Regions from separate parts of the Homo sapiens genome. Here region 1 is linked to region 2. The links are chromatin loops, found by intact Hi-C in ENCODE. Cell type or tissue: dorsolateral prefrontal cortex. All regions are shown on one strand. Links, peaks and the distances in the headings refer to the core of each region. The heading gives the core; the rest is flanking DNA.

Evidence for each region. Peaks named below come from ENCODE experiments on the same cell type or tissue, not always from the same donor. Only the 100,000 strongest peaks of a DNase experiment are listed, where the experiment ranks them.
Region 1: it touches region 2 in a loop (4-fold over the local background); 2 of 110 quality-filtered maps call a loop at or near these places.

The regions. Positions count from the first base shown.
Region 1 is chr20:15,649,742-15,659,196 of GRCh38, forward strand. All of the region lies in intron 8 of MACROD2 (mono-ADP ribosylhydrolase 2), which reads left to right. Among named protein-coding and RNA genes, the nearest start is that of MACROD2-AS1, 720 kb to the left of the region's middle. In dorsolateral prefrontal cortex, for the core only: CTCF peaks have their summits at 4,578 (motif pointing left) and 4,785; a DNase peak (open chromatin) is centred at 4,607; H3K4me3 peaks cover 136 bases.
Region 2 is chr20:15,557,991-15,567,445 of GRCh38, forward strand. The region is part of intron 8 of MACROD2 (mono-ADP ribosylhydrolase 2); the gene reads left to right. Among named protein-coding and RNA genes, the nearest start is that of MACROD2-AS1, 630 kb to the left of the region's middle. RefSeq lists an enhancer at 3,613-4,155. In dorsolateral prefrontal cortex, for the core only: a CTCF peak has its summit at 3,927; DNase peaks (open chromatin) are centred at 3,811 and 4,191; H3K4me3 peaks cover 617 bases; H3K27ac peaks cover 1,677 bases.

The sequences.
Region 1 (9,455 bases), core at 547-8,546, 92 kb after region 2:
GGGAGGAAGCCACAATGTCCTTTATAGGCTTGGAAAAAAATCTGGGTGTGTATTATTGCAAAGCCATTTAAGACTGTGTGTTTCTTTATCAAGAATGCTTTCCATAACCCAAAGATGTCACATATACAAAATTTGAGCAGAAGATTTGCTTCTAAAATAGTTTCATATCTTTTGTAATTCTTAATTATGGTATACATAAATAGACTTACTTCTTCCCCATTGGATGCTATGAAACATACCCATGACTATTTAAAAATAATAATTCACTATTAAATTTAGATAACAAATGTTAATATTGTAAGACAATAGCTTCCCTTAAATTCTAGTTCTCTCTGCTTACTTGATGTGACTATCAGTAGATAAAGGGTCATGATTTGGATCTGGGGAAGGACTTGCTGCTTCTGGTTTGTATAAAGGAATTAAGTAGGGAATGTGTAGGAAATCTGGCTGGGCTCAGCAATGCCAGCTTTAATGGAATCCAAACAGGTTTTCTTAAAAATAAATGGTCATGAGAAAGCTGAACGTCAACCTCCTTTCCTGTTGATAAATGACAATGTATACCAGATTGTATCAACAGTTCCGTGGAGCAGGACACCCCTCTGCTTTTGAGTCTCTGAAAAAAAATTATGCTGCTTTCCAGCAACTGATCTCCTTTTTCTCCATACTACCGCCTTTCTTTGTCATTTCTCTCACACTTTTGTTATCTTCTTTAATTGCAGTATATTCTTTCGCTTGGCAAACACACATACAGCAAAGTCAATCCAAAGTGCTTCTGATTTGAGCAAGTTCCTTGCTCTAGGCTCACCTGAAAATGACCATCTGTGTTCAGGTCATAGAACTTATAAATATACATTTAATTTTTTTTCTGTTTTCCACTCACTTTTTATAAAATAAAGGAAAACAAATTTCACAGTGTTGTCTAAAGACTGTTCAGCAGTTCTGTTCATGATACTGCCTATCTGCACCACTGATGTTGGATAGCACAATTTTTTTTTGTTTTTCAATGAATTAAAATACAACCTAGTATGCAAAAGATGCTAAAATAGGAGAAACAAGGCATATAACATGTGAAACCTGAGAACCCCTTGCGCTTGCCATTCCACACCTTTTCAGAAGACTGAAAACTCTACATTATTGACCATGTTGGTGTCATCAGCACACCTGACAATGATCTTCTTATCCTTATGGAACTGGACATCCTAGCCTTTCTATCTGCTCTTGGCATAATCTCTTCTCTTAGAGGGTACTGTTTATTACTTTTTGAAATTGAAGTGAATACAAATTATTTTTGCTTGGAGAATATCTTTGAGAACTTCATGACACCCTTTGAAAATTTGAAAATGGTTGGGTTTTTGGTTTGTTCCAGAGGCCATATTTGGTAAACACCAACTTCTGAGGCAAACAACATTTCTGCACAGCTGGCCCCAGAGGCGGTCCTTGTGCCAAATCCACCCATGCAATGGTTGATGCCAAAGAGTTCAGAAACACAAATCCAATTTAATTCTGGCTCAAAAAAGCAATAAGTGTTTAAATTGGATTTCTGTGGAGTTTGTTCTTATTAAGCACAGCACGCAAACTGCTTTATAGGCATTTATTATTTAGTTATTTCTAACAAAGGATCTTATAGATCCAGCATCTATAATTAATCGGGAATGAGAGTAGATGCTAGCCAACATATGCTCTGTGACCCAGAACTTGCACTAGGAAAGCTATCAGGTTTGTACCAAACACCAGGGTCGTTGGCAAAAGTTTGCTTCATTAAATTCGGCTTTGTGGGTTTTATGCTTTTAATCCAGGCTCTCAGCTCTGTCTGTCAGCCTTACCTGTATCATATTAAACTTAACAGGGTCAATATGATGCAAAGAGGTGGCACCTGGAAAGTGGTGTATCAGTGACTCCGCTTTCAATCCAATCATCCTCCCATTATGTCTTGTCATCTTTCAACTCCAGTGGTCCTGAGGCTTCTTCCAGGCACCTCCACTCGAGATTATTCCTGGATATGTGCTCACCCCCATGTGGCCCATGCTCCATAATGATGGGTCCCATCTCGATCTCTATAAATTTCCTTTTCTGTTGAAGCACTAATGAAAAGATAATTTCATAAATGGTTATGGGAATGGCTTACTTGGTTCTCGGTTGCTTTTTATCTTTTCCTAATTACTTTGCATTTTAGTAAGAGCCTTCCAGAAACAGAGCCTAAATAAACCAGGGTTGTAATGGTGGAGATGGCAGCCCCATGAAGCTAATGAGATAGTTGGAGTCAGACTTATTGCGTGGCCATGGGAGGTCTGGCTCTGCTTACCTACATTTTATACTTGGCCCAGAACCTTGCTCACAGCATTTGATAAGCAACCCATTGTTCTGATTCCTAGACACTGATGTCAGAAACAAGCACTCACCTGCTAGTGTTGATCACATACTCCATGATTATTTATCAAAAAAGGCCTTTTCTTTATGAGACTGTTGTTCAGTAGGCCCTTTATAGTCACAAAGGATAATTCTCATAAGCTTTAATAAATTCCAAATATGAGTTTAGAAATGTTAGTGCTAGTTCTGGCTTTTCTTGGTTTCTATTTCCAATGAGAGTCATGTGCTTTCAATGCATATATTCACATTACAAGTTAATTCTTTTCATCTTTCACACTAAGCTTTTGTATTTTGTTTAGTGTATTTTTTTTATTTCACAGGAGAACAGAAAAGTTTACTTTGCCACAGTCAGTAATATAGAAAAGATCGAAAAGAGAATAAAGAAAGTGTTCTAAGAAGTGGCTGCTGTGTGGATGACTAGGTTCACTAACTAGCTGGGTGACTTATTTCTATGTCAGCCTTGCAGTGGACACTATTAACATTTGGGCATCTGCAAAATTATACCTTACTACATCATGGATTTTCAGATTAATAATCAAGATGTAAACTCATAAGTGCTAAAAGTGTGAATGCCACAAGTCTATTTTATTGACTTTGACTTTTGTGGTTTCCTAGCTCTTTTTTTTTTTACATAGTTGCCTTGAGTAATTCATCTACTCCCTTTCTGCCCTAGTTTTCTCATTCATAAAATAAGTATAACAGTACATACAAATGCTGTCTTCCACAGGGTTGGTTGTTATGGGAATTAAATATGTTAATATGAGTAAAATGCATAGAAAAATGCACAGAAGTCTTACTGTTGTAACACTAAAGCTACAACTAATATTACTGCTATAATTATTGCATTATTGTTAATTGGCCTGATAATTGCATTATCTCATTTTGTATAATGTTGGGCGAGGAATTCATTCAAGTAGGAAAGATCTAAAAGATAATACATTAGAAAAGACAAAAGTAAAACAAGTACAAATTTCTAATTTCTCCTCTAGGCCCTACACACTCTTCAAATCCTAAACTTTTGGACTTCTATCTCTTACACCTAAAGTGAACCTTCTAGAGGTAATTGCCATCTGCATAGTTAGACATGTCCAAAACAGATTAGCACTCTCTTTATTTGTGCACATAAATTGCTATGTCTTTTATTCAATAAATAATTTTTGGTCACTTATTCATGACATCGTGGATGATACAAAGATGAGAAGCACATGATTTCTATTATCAGAGAGAAAGAAGAAAAATATATGGACATGTGACTAAAGTCAAACGTGCCATGTCAACAAGTATGGGCAGAATCAGCTGTCGTGCAGTAGATGAATATTTTGGCTATATGCAAGATCAGTGGAGCATCAATCACTCAGTCTGAATGTGCAGCAATTAGATTCAGTTAGGTTAATCTGTTACTGGATTCCACCATTCCAACATCTGGTTGGCTCAGTCATAAAAGTGTTTATTATCTCCGTAAGTCAGTCTAAACTCATAGTAGGCTGCCACTTGGAGCTTCTGCAGTGATAGGACACCAGCATTCTTTCCCTCAGTGGCCTATGACTGCTGTTGGTCAGGTGTCTACAGTGACTTCAAGATGATTCCACATCCTTGAATCATTTCTCAACACTTACCAGTGCACTGGGTTGTTGGGATATAAACACAGGAACCCACAAACAAGACATCCTCTTTCTGGGACTGACTATAAATCCCTATCCCGTATTCATACTGGAAAACTGGTAAGACCTTGTAACCCTCAGCATTCTTTTGCTATCTGAGAATTAGGGGCTGGAATTTAGGCCAGCTCTTTTCTAGGCTTTCTTGATTTTTCCACTCCAATGGAAGAAAAGCAGAGGAGGAAGCAAGCAGGAAGACATGGAAAAGAGGACAAGATCTATGTCCCTCCGACTAGGGCAGAGTTTGGATAAGCATCCCATTCCAGCCCTATTCTCTGGTTACCTTGCGCTTTTCATGGTTGACAGGATGGGAACCCTCCCAAACAGCAGGCTGCGCCGGCCCTAACTTATGTGACCGGTTGTAAAGGAGAAAAGGCTAAATCAATAGGGTTATAAAAGCACATACCATGCAGAAGTTCAGAGAAAGCAACAAGGAAGAACCTGAAAAGTCAAGAGCATCACCATTATCAGAGAAGTTTCACTTCTAACCCCATTTACTTAGCATACTGAGCTCCACCTTTACCATAGTGACCTCCTGGTAAGTGGGTGCCAGGAGCTCCCCCTAGAGTTTAAAATGTGCCATTGTCAATACCTCTTAACAGCCTGGGGGAAAATGCTTGTCTGGCAGGCATAAGGCCCAGAGGAGATGGGAGTTCAGAAGTCTACGTATTAGGTTGGTGCAAAAGTAATTGCGGCTTTTGCCATTCATTTTGCACCAAGCTAATACACAATTACAAGCCAAAGTAGATATCTCTCCCTCTTCCCTAAGCACCCCTCCACTTGAAGTGATTTTGCCCACACCACATTTGAACAAACTCAAACTGCCCCCTTCAAAATGATGGGATGGGGGAGTGGGGAAATGGTTAAGTCTGTCAGCTAAGCTGTCCCAGAGTTCTCAGAGTCAGAATGGAGACGATTGCTTTGGTATCTGTTTGATGGCACACAAGGAAGAAAAGGCAGCTACACATCTTTCTCTTGCCCTTTGGCAGCAGATCACAAATGTCACAGCTTGGGAGGGTGCCAATTAGTGCCCCTTGTATCCTAAATAACCTGCCACAGAAATAAAATACCAAGCAGTCCTTGCTTTGTCCTTGTGAGTTGGGGCCCATGCTTTCCCCCATATAGAGTATCTAATTTTGAAAATGTCACTGTAGATATCGGCACACAGTGATTCTACAGCTGGAGAGATGAAGGTGGAGGCCGCATATGATTTGAGTCACCATGCTTCTCCACGGACTGCACTAAGTCTCGTCTATAGGACTCAAGTTAGGTAGCAGTTCATAGAAATGGCATGAGGTCAGATAAAGTAAACGATTTCAATCACACTTGAAAAATACAATGTGTGTGTGTGTATGTGTGTGCGTGTGTGTGTTGTGTGTATGTATGTGTGTGTGTGTAAAACACATTCTCAAAAAGGGGGTGATAGTATAATACTTAGATGTGAAAAAGGACAACTCTGATAATTGTAGAAAATTACCTTGGTATGTGCATATATACCTTTTGAAAATAGAGATGTTTAGGCATTTTATATTCATTTTTTAGAGTTCCACTTTTTTTTTTTTTTTTTTAACATTCTCTTCTCTTTCTCTGTTGATTTACCGATAGAATATGTGTGTGTCAGGACACTTGGCAAGATAGAGACAGCTGGAAGTAATAGAGCCAAGCTCTGTTTGAAAAGCTGAATTTTCACAAGTGGTTTGGGGTTTAGGTGTGGGGAGCAGAAATCCTGGGCTTCGGAATAACTTTTGAAAAGTTGCTCCCTTGACGTAAAGATTTGAAAGAAGTAATTCACAGCCTGCCTTGCACTTTTTAAAAGTTGTGTAACATTACGCCACCTACCACAAAAGAAAAAATGTATATAGGAAAAGACACGTCAACATTATTTCGAATGATGTATTTTTAATGTCATAACTTTCTATTATTATTTAATCTGTCAAGGAAAACATATACTGGAAACATTTGAGAATCCTCCCTCCCTGCCACCTTTGCAACACACACATGTCCACACGCACTTTTCTTTGCCAAAAGTAAGAAGCTGGGGTCTGGAAGGCTTGCTCCTGAATATGGTGTATATCTTATGTAAATAAAACAGAGCATGCAGCTCAAAAAGAGGAAAGTAGTTTGTTTTTCCATCTTTGATTTCTGCTGTTGTGGCTCCTCTTTGTTACGAATTAAGTCTTTACCATCATTTAGTGAAATGTTATCCTCGTAATGGTAACCTGGATTGTTACCAAGTTACTTTTACAGACACCATCTCCATTTCTCCAGTGATCTAGTAACTCCGTGGTGGATTTAACTCCCCTATTGTTTTTGGCTTATACACATGAGTCTGTCTAATGCAAGCTGTGTTTTTCTGGGGGCCGAATAAAAAGTCTTCATGAGTGATAGTGCTGGGGTTGCAGTATTGAAACATACTATTGGGATCCGTTTTCTGATTTTGACTCAGTAGCCTGTCAGAGGCAGAATGCTTCTCCTTTTGATAACAGGGCTAACTAGTTTCTGAAGGAATGCATAAAAGAGTCAGGCTGTATGAATTCCAGAGTCTTAAATTCCTTTAGCTATGCCCTGCAATCTTTAAGCAGGAAATATAAACATGTACCAGCTATAAAATGTGTGAGAACAATAATAGGAATGGCTATCTTTCTTGCATCTCTCAAGTGTGACATACAGAGGAGAGCTGTATCTTATTACTAACCTTGTCCATCAAGCTAATATTTGTATATTGCTTTTCTAGGGCCTAATGGCTGAGCCCTATCTCTGAATATTGGATAAAGGAGCAATTAGAATCGTTTGTGCCAAACCCCAGAGTTGGAACTGCAGGCCCTTTTAATATGAGTCCAATAAGGAAAGGTTTAGTGTAAATGAAGGTCAGCTGTCTTGAGGTCCCTGACCAAAGCTCTGTGTGAAAGCTAAACAGAGCCGGAGGGAGTTTTTTTCACCTGGCTATAGGCTAAATGCAACACAGCCCTATAGCATGCAGATGCTCCCAAATAACTAACTTATTTTCACAAGGAATTATAAAGCATAGGAAAATTAATAAATTAAACATAGCTCCAGTCCTGCCCCCAAGAATAGATTGCACTACTAAGTTTTGGCAAAAGTAAGAAGAGACCATAAAAGTATTAGAAAAAAAAAGAAGGAATAATTTATTAAAAGTTTCTATTTTTTAAGTAAGTATATGATAAAAATAAAGATGTTTCCAATTTGATTTCTAAATCTTTGACTCTTCAATTGCTTGGTTTCCATGCTTGGCATGGAAAGAAGAAAGGAAAGGAGAAAGAAGGAAGGAAAGAAGAATTGCAGGCAAGTAAGAATGAAAAAAGGTAAGGACAGGAAGAAGGAAGAAAGAAGGCAGAAGGAATAAATGAATGAATATGCCTGAATGGCCACATGGAAAATTTAAAAATTATCCAATGCTGAGTAAAAATCAATGACAGCCAGTAAACAAGCACATAAGCACACTCCCCTAATAATCCGTCAAATAGGATGTTTTTAAATCACAGCAATATTTGTTATTTCTTCTGATGCTTTCTATTTGTTCCAAGCCTTAGAGCATAAGGCTAGCTACTAAAGAGCAGAAAGAGAAATCGAATTCGGCTACCTGTTGTTGCTGGTATGGGGAGGGAGATGAATAAAAGCAGTTCCAAGCTCCAGTGGCTGGTTTTCATGAAAATGTATTTTCTTAAATCAATACCATTTCAGACTGGTTAGTTTTTGGACATCCTTTACCAAAGATAGATAGATAAATAAATAAATGAGAGGTCATTTTATATTTCCTTTATGAAATAAATATGCTTAAACTCTAATGGTAAAAATGTATGTGAAGATCAAAATTTATATTGTGCTTAATGATTAAATGGGCTACAGAAAAATATTTTTACCTAGTAGACAGCATCTTAGTCTCAAACTCAGGCTCTATTTAACAGTCTTAATAATTAGCTTCAGGCTGGGCGTGGTGGCTCACGCCTGTAATCCCAGCACTTTGGGAGGCCAAGGCAGGCAGATCAGCTGAGGTCAGGAGTTTGAGACCAGCCTGGCCAACATGGTGAAACCCCATGTCTACTAAAAATACAAAATTAGCTGTGCGTGGTGGCACATGCCTGTAATACCCCGCTACTTGTGAGGCTGAGGCAGGAGAATCGCTTGAACCCAGGAGGCAGATGTTACCGTGAGCCGAGACTGAGCCATTGCACTCCAGCCTGGGCAACAAGAGCTAAACTCCATTTCAAAAAATAATAATAATAATTAGTTTTGTACCCTCAGATAGTCAAGAGCAATCAGATTTTTCTTAACCTTTATTTTCTCCTTTGTCAAAGGGAGCTAATAGCAGAGCTTGTTGCCTTGAGATTAATAATTAAATAATAATTCATTAATAATTAAAAACAGTAAAATAATACTTGAAAACGCTTTTTTAAAAAATATAGACAAAACAAAAGCTTTTTTCTTTTCTCTCTCTCTCTTTTTTTTTTTTTTTAACTTGAATATCAAGCTCGCTATGCAATTTGACTTATGGAGTGCTGCGGGAAACCTGTTGGATATTTTCATGTATGTCCTTAAACACATGACTGCTTTCCTTGTATGTGCTTGATTCTTGTCAGTCCTTCTCCTCGTTATTGAAAGCATAGATTGCTGGCTGTGAGTTGGAATCATCCACTGGATAACAAAGGCAGTATCTGTTTTCTGGGCCTCATTGTTTGCAGGTCTGTGTGTGGTCCAGCCTAGAGGTTTCTCTTCAGAGATCTATGATTGGCGGTAAGAGAGAAGTGAGGTTGGTCAGGAGGGTCAAAACAATGAGGAATTGCATGGATGACCCATAGACAGACCAGTGGTCATCGTGTCAGAATCTCCCTGCAGCAGCTTCCTCCATCACCGACTGAGCAGGGCTACCCAACCCACTAGCCCCCTACGGGCTTATTTACATGATCTGATTTCCAAAGAAACTTTCTTTTCCAGATGTTGTGTGCTTTGCAAGGCTCAGCTCTGTGGGAGCTCTGCTTGACAAACTCTAATATAGTCTACATGCTCACAAGGATGGTTTTTGCTAAAGAGACCCCAGTGATATGTTGGTGCAATTCAGGATTTCTCAGGGTAGCACATCACCAAAGTGCCTGCAACAATACTGTCAAGATCTTACTGATTCTTCTAGCCAGAAGAGACTAAAACAGGTGATCCAAGACTCACTCAAGCATGCTTCGTTTCTTAAGACATATAGTAACATAGTTGCTTTTAATTTTTAAATTTTAAGGATTAAATCCAAATTTGATCTTAGGTAAATATGTAAAATCTAGTCTAATAGGTTTTGGGAGGATGGAATATAGTGAGATATAATGTTCATTGGATACCAATACCATATTTATTTCCCACTGTATATGATGTCAGAAACCGTTTTAAAATGCAGCTGGTCTAAGTGGAATGTTCAGGTCTTGGTTT
Region 2 (9,455 bases), core at 486-8,485:
TTAGGCACTGTAATACGCTTTACTCAAATCTCAATCAATCTCTACCCAATTCTATGTGGTAAGCATAACTAAGATATAAAAAGATGACAAGAGTCAGAAATCAGGTAAGACACTCAGGGTTTCTCTACTATCGTGTCAATGGAAATTCATTAGATCCTGGCCCAAAGCAATCAAGCCCATCTTGGGCTGCCCGTGTACTTTGGCTCTAGCCAGACTATGAGCACTTCACCACCACTAAAGACCTCAGTGGCCATTCCATTCTGATTATCCTGCTGACTTCTTGCCTACTGTGCTCTCTTCAGGACCACTCTGCCCCAGCTGCCAAACTTTCAATCTGTGGCCTGAGCCACCCCAGCACCTTCCCTCCTGCACTGAAATCCTCAGGCATTTCTATTAGGTTGTTGCAAAAGTAATAGCGGGTTTTGCTATTACTTTCAATGGCAAAAAACACAATTACTTTTGCACCAACCTAATGCTTTGTCCCACACTGGCCTGCAGAGAACAGCCTCTAAAACACTTGCCAAAGGTGCTGGGGTTCCCCCAACCCACATCTTGGTGAAGGGGCTCATTTTGGCTACATTGAAACGTGGTTTCATATGTTTCATATGAAACCAGTGTGTTATTATTTTTCCCCCTTTCCCTTATCTTTTAGTGGCCTCACCAGAATTTGAAAAGTTATATTCCTTTGATAACATAACTCTTCCTCCCATTGGCTGAGCTCAAGAAGTGTTGGTTAGGAAAGAAAACTTCAGGCAGCCCACTGAATTCTAACTCTGTGTCTGAAATTCTTTCCTACATTAAAAATGTTACTGAAGCCCTGATAGTATCATTTCTTTGATATGTGTATATGTATTTCTTATAAAGAAAAGATTAGTTTAAGTGACTATCAAAATTAAACATTTTGTTGAATTATTGCAAAACTCTGACTGAACCATTTAGTTATGCTACTAGGATCACATTTTCCTTTTTGTATAATGCATTAAAGATTCTCACTTTGGGAGGCCGAGACGGGCGGATCACGAGGTCAGGAGATCGAGACCATCCTAGCTAACATGGTGAAACCCCGTCTCTACTAAAAATACAAAAATTAGCTGGGCATGGTGGCGCACGCCTGTAGTCCCAGCTACACGGGAGGCTGAGGCAGGAGAATGGCGTGAACCCGGGAGGTGGAGCTTGCAGTGAGTCGAGATCGCGCCACTGCACTCCAGCCTGGGCGACAGAGCGAAACTCCGTCTCAAAAAAAAAAAAAAAAAAAAAAAAAAGATTCTCAGGCTGACTATCACATGTGTGGATGAAGGTAAGAGCCTAGAACAATTAGATAACAAGAGTGAATAAAATATTAAATAAAGAATAGTCATGATTAAATCAATCTCTGGAGTAGGATCACTAAATGCATCAAACAAATGTTAGTTGAGTAAAATAGAATCATTGTTATTTTTGAGTTTAAATATTGAAATCGCAATCTTATTTAAGACCAAAGTAGGTTTACATTTGCTCCATCTCCTCACCCATTTCCCATATTCTTGCCACCCCATAAAATGAGAACTTCTGTCAACCCTTGGAAGAATTGAGGACAAAGAGCTGAATTCTCTCCATTGTTCTCTGACTTCTCTCATGGGAAGAGAGATGACGGGTTGAGTGGCAAGAGCCTGACAACCATTGGTCCATGTTCTTCTGCTGAGTAAAATCAGTGCATTAAGCATCACTGCGCATGTACAGTCACTCTTCTTGGGCTCACAGTGGTCAATAAGGGGTGAGGAGATGGAATTTTCTATGAAGTTCTCTGCCTGTCTGTCCTGAAAACCCAATTCTCAACAATCTATAGGTCCAAGTTATAAACATGGAGTCAATGGATAGAAAGACTTCTGACCTTGTGTTCAAGCTACATTTTGCAATCCAGTCTTCCAAATTAGAAGGCTGATGTTTTCATCTCTGACTCTTGCACATATTTTTAATTCATCCATGGTTTGGAAGTTAGAGAGTTATGATGGTTTATTATTCTCAAACTGCAATACTTTTTATTTAGTTCATCAAAATTAAAGACACCACAGCCATAATCCATGTCACTTTCTGCCTCAAATCTCAAGATTTTGACCAAAACATATGGCTATGGTGGTCTCTTCTAGTTTAAAAGGGCAACCATGTTTTCCTATCATTTTATGCCTGTTCGCCTATTTGTGGCTGGCTAAAGAATTGTGAAAGTAAGAGACATTGTGTTGGAGTAAAATTAGGAGACCCAAATTTGACTCCCATCTCTACCAGTTAACTACCTGAGGAAATTTAGGTGAGTTTCTTAATCTCTGTACTACTCAGGTCACTCATTTGTAAAATAAGAAGAATAAAAATTACTTTGTAAAATTATAGTATATTATCTGAATATGATAAGATGATAAAACAATTATTAAAAAGAAAAGATGTAATGCTAGTGCTAGATGCTGGGGGGATTTTGCCATTGAAAAATAACCTGGAAATAAGTCAAGACTGATCATGGGCTGAGTTCAATGACTCATGCCTATAATCCCAGCATTTGAGAGGCTGAGGTAGGCAAGATAACTTGAGGTCAGGAGTTTGAGACCAGCCTGGCCAACATGGTTAAAACCTCACCTCCACTAAAAATACAAAATTAGCCAGTCATGGTGGTGTGTGCCTGTAATCCCAGTGACTCGGGAGGCTGAGGCAGGAGAATCACTTGAATCTGGAAGGCAGAGGTTGCAGCAGGACTAGATTGCACCACTGCACTCCAGCCTGGGCCACAGGGCATAACAAAGTCTCAAAAAAAAAAAAAAAAAAAAAAAAAAAAAGACTGATCATAGTCTTTCTGTATAGGTCAATTTTTTTTTCCATTCTTGGACACATAATTTTGCTTTAGGTGGTCTGGTTTATGTCTAAAACAGAAGGGGAATGGGTTGAGTAAAGGGGAAAGAATAAACTAAATGATCAAAGTCAACTTGTTTCCAGATGTCTAGATCTAAAAGGCCACAAAAGAGCTCTTACTTAAATTATTTGCCCAAACAAAGGAGAAATTTTAAAGATCCCAAGAGGATGTGGCATTAAGACAGACACTGTGATACTCTTGGTGTAGTCAGGGAACATCAGAAGCTCATACTTCCTGACATGGAGGCAGTGAGTATTGTAAGAGAACGCTACTCAATGACATCATTCATGGTCTTTTCACAGCCTTCACCTCCTTTGCCTCAATATCCTTATTCTTCAAAGTGTTGGTAAATTGGGCTTGCTGTCATTACGCATTTTATTGGAATAAGCATGAATTATGCAATTAGCTTTCTCGCTTTCCAGCAGCATATGCAAAGTGAACCAGAAAGATAAGAGAAAATCTTTTCCTCAGGATCTGTAGATTAGTTCAGCTTTTGGAATTTTGCTGGCAATTTGTAGTGATGTTGTCATTTTGACTACTCAACAGCTAAGTTTCACATTTTGGGCTGAATCTGGCTGGGTAGGGTGGTTACTTGCTTTGATGTTCTTGGAGATTCTCTATGTTGCTTGGTACTACTAGGCTAAAATGTAATACTGTTCTGTCTGTGCTACCTAAAACCAGTATGTTTGGGGCCTCATCTGCCTTCAGTAGGGTATTTTCCTTTATCCTTCGTGAAAATCAATTTTTTTTTAAATGAATGAATGAGAGAGATGAAATGAGAAGGAGAAAAATGGTTAGGGTAGATTTTTTAAGCAGTGCCTTTGGCTTTTGTTATTTTATGCTAAGTTATTTATCAGTAATTATCATTAGACAAGCTATACTGGGGTGAAAAGCTGCTGCTTTTTCTTCCGTAGCCATGTGAACCCTGGGGCGTGCCGAGGGAATTAAAATAAGAACAGAGCACACTGCTGTTTTATCTCAGCTACTGCAACATCTCTGCTTGACACCCTGTGTTGAACAAGAGACTATTTAGTAGATCTCAACAATTATGCATGTACTTTCCTGGCAGAGAACTCTTTGCTGCTTTGTTTGTCAAGATTATGTTGAATCAGCATAAAAATCAGGCCTGACTTATTTCTGGAAGGAAGCAGCCTCTCTCGTACCATTGGAAACAATATGATCATAATAAAGTTTTGCATATAGAACATTTCTTTTGAGTGTAGACAACAACTTATTCTTGTAAAGAATTTAACATTTAAGTCTCATATTTCCATACTTATTTCTATTGGGACTGCTGCCTACTGCCCCACCCCCATCCCCCACCAGCCAGCCTTAGTTTTTGGTATATTTCTAGCTCTGTCCATCTTGGAGCAGCTACGTGAGGATTTTACAGCTGTCTTTGTTTCTGATGGAATCCTAACCCTTTTGTGATGTGGGGCCTTCATATAAGTATGTGATGTGGAAAATGAAGCCCATGTGTGAATACAAAGTTAATTAGTATGAAAAGTCCCATTTTCCACCACATTTCTTGCCAGCAGCTATGATTAGGTGCACCTAAGCTTTCCAGGTCTCCTAATATTTTTTAACTAAATCCAAGCATAGAGATTCCAAAATATCCCATTCTGTGATAATATAGATGCATGACAGAAAGGGAATGAATATTGGAAGGTAATGTTTGTGTGTGTGTGTTACAGGCTTGTTGGAGTTCATCACTTTACTTTCTGTACATAAAGGTGATTTGTTCTAAATGTTTTAAGCAGCAGCAGCAGCAAACTTTCTGAAGTCTTTAATCATTGGGATGATTACTTAGGGCATGCTTTAATGAAGGACCACTTTAAAAAGTAGCTCCAGAGTAAGGCTGAAGTCCAATTGACATTTTCTCTATGTGTTATCTAATGGAAATGATCTCCATGGCAGAGATGAAAATAAGACCTTTGAATTGTGTTGAGTAAAATAAGATGGGTCAGATGGATTTGGGCAATTTGGGGATGATCCTTAGAAAGGAGATAGTTGCATCTGGATGGAGCTAGGGAGACCCAGTGACAGAGGGAGCCTGGGATCATCTTATGGTGCATGTCATGTTTGTGTAGAAACGTACAGTTTGAGCAGAATACAAAGTTATATAGGTCTAAGAAATTACAAAAGAAAACCAACAGCTTCCCCTTTATTCCTGATGCTATGGCTGGCAGACAAATGGGGTCTTCGAAATATGTGTGTGCATGCAGCCATGCACAAATGCTTATTCGCTGATGAGGATGCAGTGTTGATGCCCTTAGGAACAGCATCACTTGTGGACTGGGTGGTAACAAAGAACTAGAAAGATGTGCTTCTCATATCTTGATATCAATGTCTATCAGAGAAGATGGAGAAAGCTGAGAGATACTAGTCTAGCTTGCTGTGCAACCCCCTTCTTCTGTCCCATCCTCCTTCTTATGAAAGACTTCCTAACCCTCCTCCTAAAGCCTCTTTTTCTCTGTATTTTACACCTGGTCCATGCCCTTAATATCCAGTCCAGTAGAGATGAATATGCCTAGTTCCTGGTGTCCTGCTTTTATGGCCTTAGAAAGCCTTTCTCTAAACATCTCTACTCTTCATGCTTGCATTCAGGCTTCATGTGAAACTTGCAAACATTGAGCATAATAAGAAAGAATACATAGTAAACCATCTTAAAAGAAAGACTATAAATTATTTTGGCACTAAAACTATTAAAAAGTATATTTCACTTTAGTAGACAGCAGAGAAAAATCTCTTTTTTAAGTTTAAAAGAAAAATGCATTTTCTTAGCAGAATAAATGAGTTAACAGAGTGTGGTATGGATTGATCAAAGACATAAAATAATATATTTTATTGCACACTTCTAGCTCTTTGCTGGAAATACTTGACTATAAAAACCTTTTAAAAAGTAGTTTGAAAGACAGGGATATAGCACATTGTTTGTCTTACTAGCAGAGGAAACAAAATGATCAATGAAAGCAGGGTAAGGATGAAGGAATCCTTAAACTGTTTTCCATGCATATGATTCCATTTAATCAGCGCTGGAACAAAGGATAGCATTTTTCTTTCCTTTTTCCGTGTGTGTTATTTCATATTATTAAATGAGATTTGAGTGAACTGAAGTAAATCAGCCAAAACCCAGCTTGGATTAGATCCCCTAAACTTCCTTATGCCCAGATTTTTTCCAGATGGTTTCTCATGTCGCCAGTTTAATATCAACAGTGTGTGACACGCTAGAAGAATATTTCTTAGACCAGTTCAGTCCTTGAAAGATAATTATACTGTCAGTTGCCATCACTGTTACTGTGAAAGTGAAGATAACTGGGGTAAGTATATTAAAATCCAGCCCCAAACCAGCCTGACTTTCAGACAGTGCATCTAGGAACCTTCGCTCATTTTTGTCACTATCTGTCTATGCTACCCGACGTAACACTGGTATCTTTTTGACAGCAAAATGTCTGCAGGTCACTTTTTGGTTATATGCTGAGGAAAATATGAAGAATTTTTGCATGATGAAAAAGATGGTGTGCTCATGTCTGCTTAAAAACTCTGATTTCTCTGCTTTCCACTTTAATTTACAAGTTGAAAATGTATTTTCATGCTACTACCCACTTTGGATCTTTTTTATTGTACCTCTGACATTACTTATAGCACATTTCGCAGCTGGGTTTAAAAGCATGTTAGCAGGCAATTGTAGGTACCGTGTCAACAAATGTGGGAAATAGAACAAGACTAACACATAAGGAATGCCTGCAAAATCATGATATGAGGTGAAAATAAAATGGTTTCATGAAAATGCTTTTTCTTCTTTTTATTTTAATATAATCACAATCTTACAGAAAAGTTGCAAGAATGCTGGAGAGAAGGCTGGTAATATGTTTACCAGAGTTACCAGTTGTCAACATTTTGAACATTTTTCCCATATGCTTTTTGTCATTATATATGTATTTTTCCCTTGAACAATGACAATAAGTTATGAACATCTTGCCACTTTACTTTTAAATAATTGAGTGTTTCCTATGTACAAGAATATTTTCTTACATGACCCCAGATAAACTACCATGCTACAAAATTATAGTGAGTAAAATACTGTTGTTTAATCCACAATTCACCTTTAAATTTTGCCAGTTTTCCTGGCAAATGTACTGGATCCATTGCATTTAATTGCCATCTCCAGTTAGCTCTGGGATATCATGAAGCTGCTTTCAAAAATACAGTATTTTAAAAGACAATATGGAGCAGCTACCCCAGCAAGCCTGCCACCAAGAGCTGTTACGTGACCGCTGTGTCACTGCTCACCAAACTCTGTTGTGCTTCTGCTTTTCTGGTAACTAACTTGCATCTTACAGATTACCAACAGGAAGCATTTCAAATGCAAATGTTCATCTGAAAATAAATCCCTAGAGATCTCTGAGTATCTAAAGAGGTAAACACGCAAGGAGTCTAAAGTTGCTTTTAGGTTGAATATGCACATTTATTTATAAACATGGCTGTAACCATAAATGATTTTCTGCAAACTTCATGTTTATATGGTGATTACTTCACAGAATTTTCTTATCTACATATTTGTTTGGAATTTCTGAGATGATGAGTGAGTAGGTGCATTCACTGAAATAATTATTTTAGCATATTAAATAAAATACCAAATAGTGTGAGATCCTTTCAAACTGTAAGATACTTGTGTATGTAGTTTCTTGAGATATAGAAAGTAGACTTGTCAGCTGAGCAACAAGTCATGGGTACAGTTGGTATTCTTTTTTTGTTTGTTTGTTTAGAGACAAGGTCTCACTCTGTTACACAGGCTAGAGTTCAGCGGCACTATCGTAGCTTACTGCAGCCTCAAATTCCTGGGCTCAAGCAATCCTCCTGCCTCAGCCTCCCACGTGGCTAATTTTTTAATTTTAATATTTTACAGACGCGGTCTGGCTGTATTGCCCAGGCTGGCCTCAAGTGACCCTCCTACAGGCATGAGCCACTGCACTCAGCCTGGTATTCTTTTAGTAGTGCTGTAAGGGGAAAACCTGGTCTACTTTACCAAGCCACACTGGGTTTGCAGTTAGGACTCAGAGTACTAATCCTTTTCCTGCCATTTCTTAGCCCTGTGACCTCATTTGCCTTATCTGTGAAATAAAACGACTCAGGCACGTGATCTCTGAGCTTCTTTCAGCACTACAGTTCTGTGAAAAAGTTGGACATCTGCTTATGGCCACAGTAAAAGTAGAGGAAAAAAATCATTAATTTAAAAAGCTGTTACCATACCCAAGCTTGTTCTTAAAAATAATATATGCAGTTGATATCCATTTACTCATTAGTGAAACCCCATTAGAAATACAATCCCCAGAGGCTGGGCACGGTGGCTCATGCCTGTAATCCAAGCACTCTGGGAGGCTGAAGCCAGTGGATTCCTTGAGGCCAAGAGTTCAAGACCAGCCTGGCCAACATGGCGAAACCCACCCCCCACCGTCTCTACTAAAAAACAAAAATAAAAATTAGCCGGGTGTGGTGATGTGCGCCTGTAATCCCAGCTACTCGGGAGGCTGAGGCATGAGAATAGCTTGAACCCGGGAGGAGGAGGTTGCAGTGAACCAAGATTGTGCCACTGCACTCCAACCTGGGCAACAGAGTGAGACTCTGTCTCCAAAAAAAAAAAAGGGAACAATTCCCAGTTTGAAATTGAAACTGATTTTGCTTACTGTATGACTGGGACCTCTGTGTTCAGGACTTTTTCCAGTCTCATACGTTCCCTTCTAACTCCATTCTACCTTTGTATTTCTTGTCATTAAAAGAAGAAGAAAAGCTCTTGGCATTCCCAGTAGTTTGCCCTGTCATCATTTCCATCTTATTGCTTAGGCCAAGAAAACATCCTTCAGTTAATCATTTGTGTGAATAAGCATCACTCTGAAACTTATCTCAAAAGCCTCCCCTGTTTATCTGCAGGTCTCTTCTAATACTCCAAGTAGTTCTTTTCCAATTATGCAGTAATTTACCATAGTTACACTGTTTCCTTTCGTAGTTCTTACTGTGTCTGTCTGCTTACACTTACCTGATCAGCAAAACTAACTATACCCTGTATCTCAAATGATTCTCATACTGAAATAAACAAATAAAAATTCAGAAGTGAGAAAGTGGAAAAGCCAGATCTTTTTTTTAATGTTTTTTGTATTTTACTAAGCAGATTTATGACTGAAAGAAAAACATTTTAAGCATTTTATCCTCCTCTGTTTTAAATAACTATTGTGGGGTTTTTTTTTTCAGAAAATTATTTAAATACACTGGCTCTAGTTAAAATAACTTGGTTTTGATTCATATATTAATAGTTAAAGTAAATATTTTGAACTTTCCCATGAATAAGTACAATTTAGTTAGTCAAGACTTTATTATTTTATGAATTATATAAAAATATTGTTCTCTTTCATTCATGAAGGGAAGGAGAATCTGGTCATCTAGTTGGCCAGTGCATATAATCCACTCAGCTGATGTAGATATCTGAGTGTTTATGTCAGGCAAATGTGCTCCAGGAGGCTGGGATAAAGCCACGGATGTGGCCTCCATGTGGCTCAGCACTTGAGATGCCAGGACGCGCTGC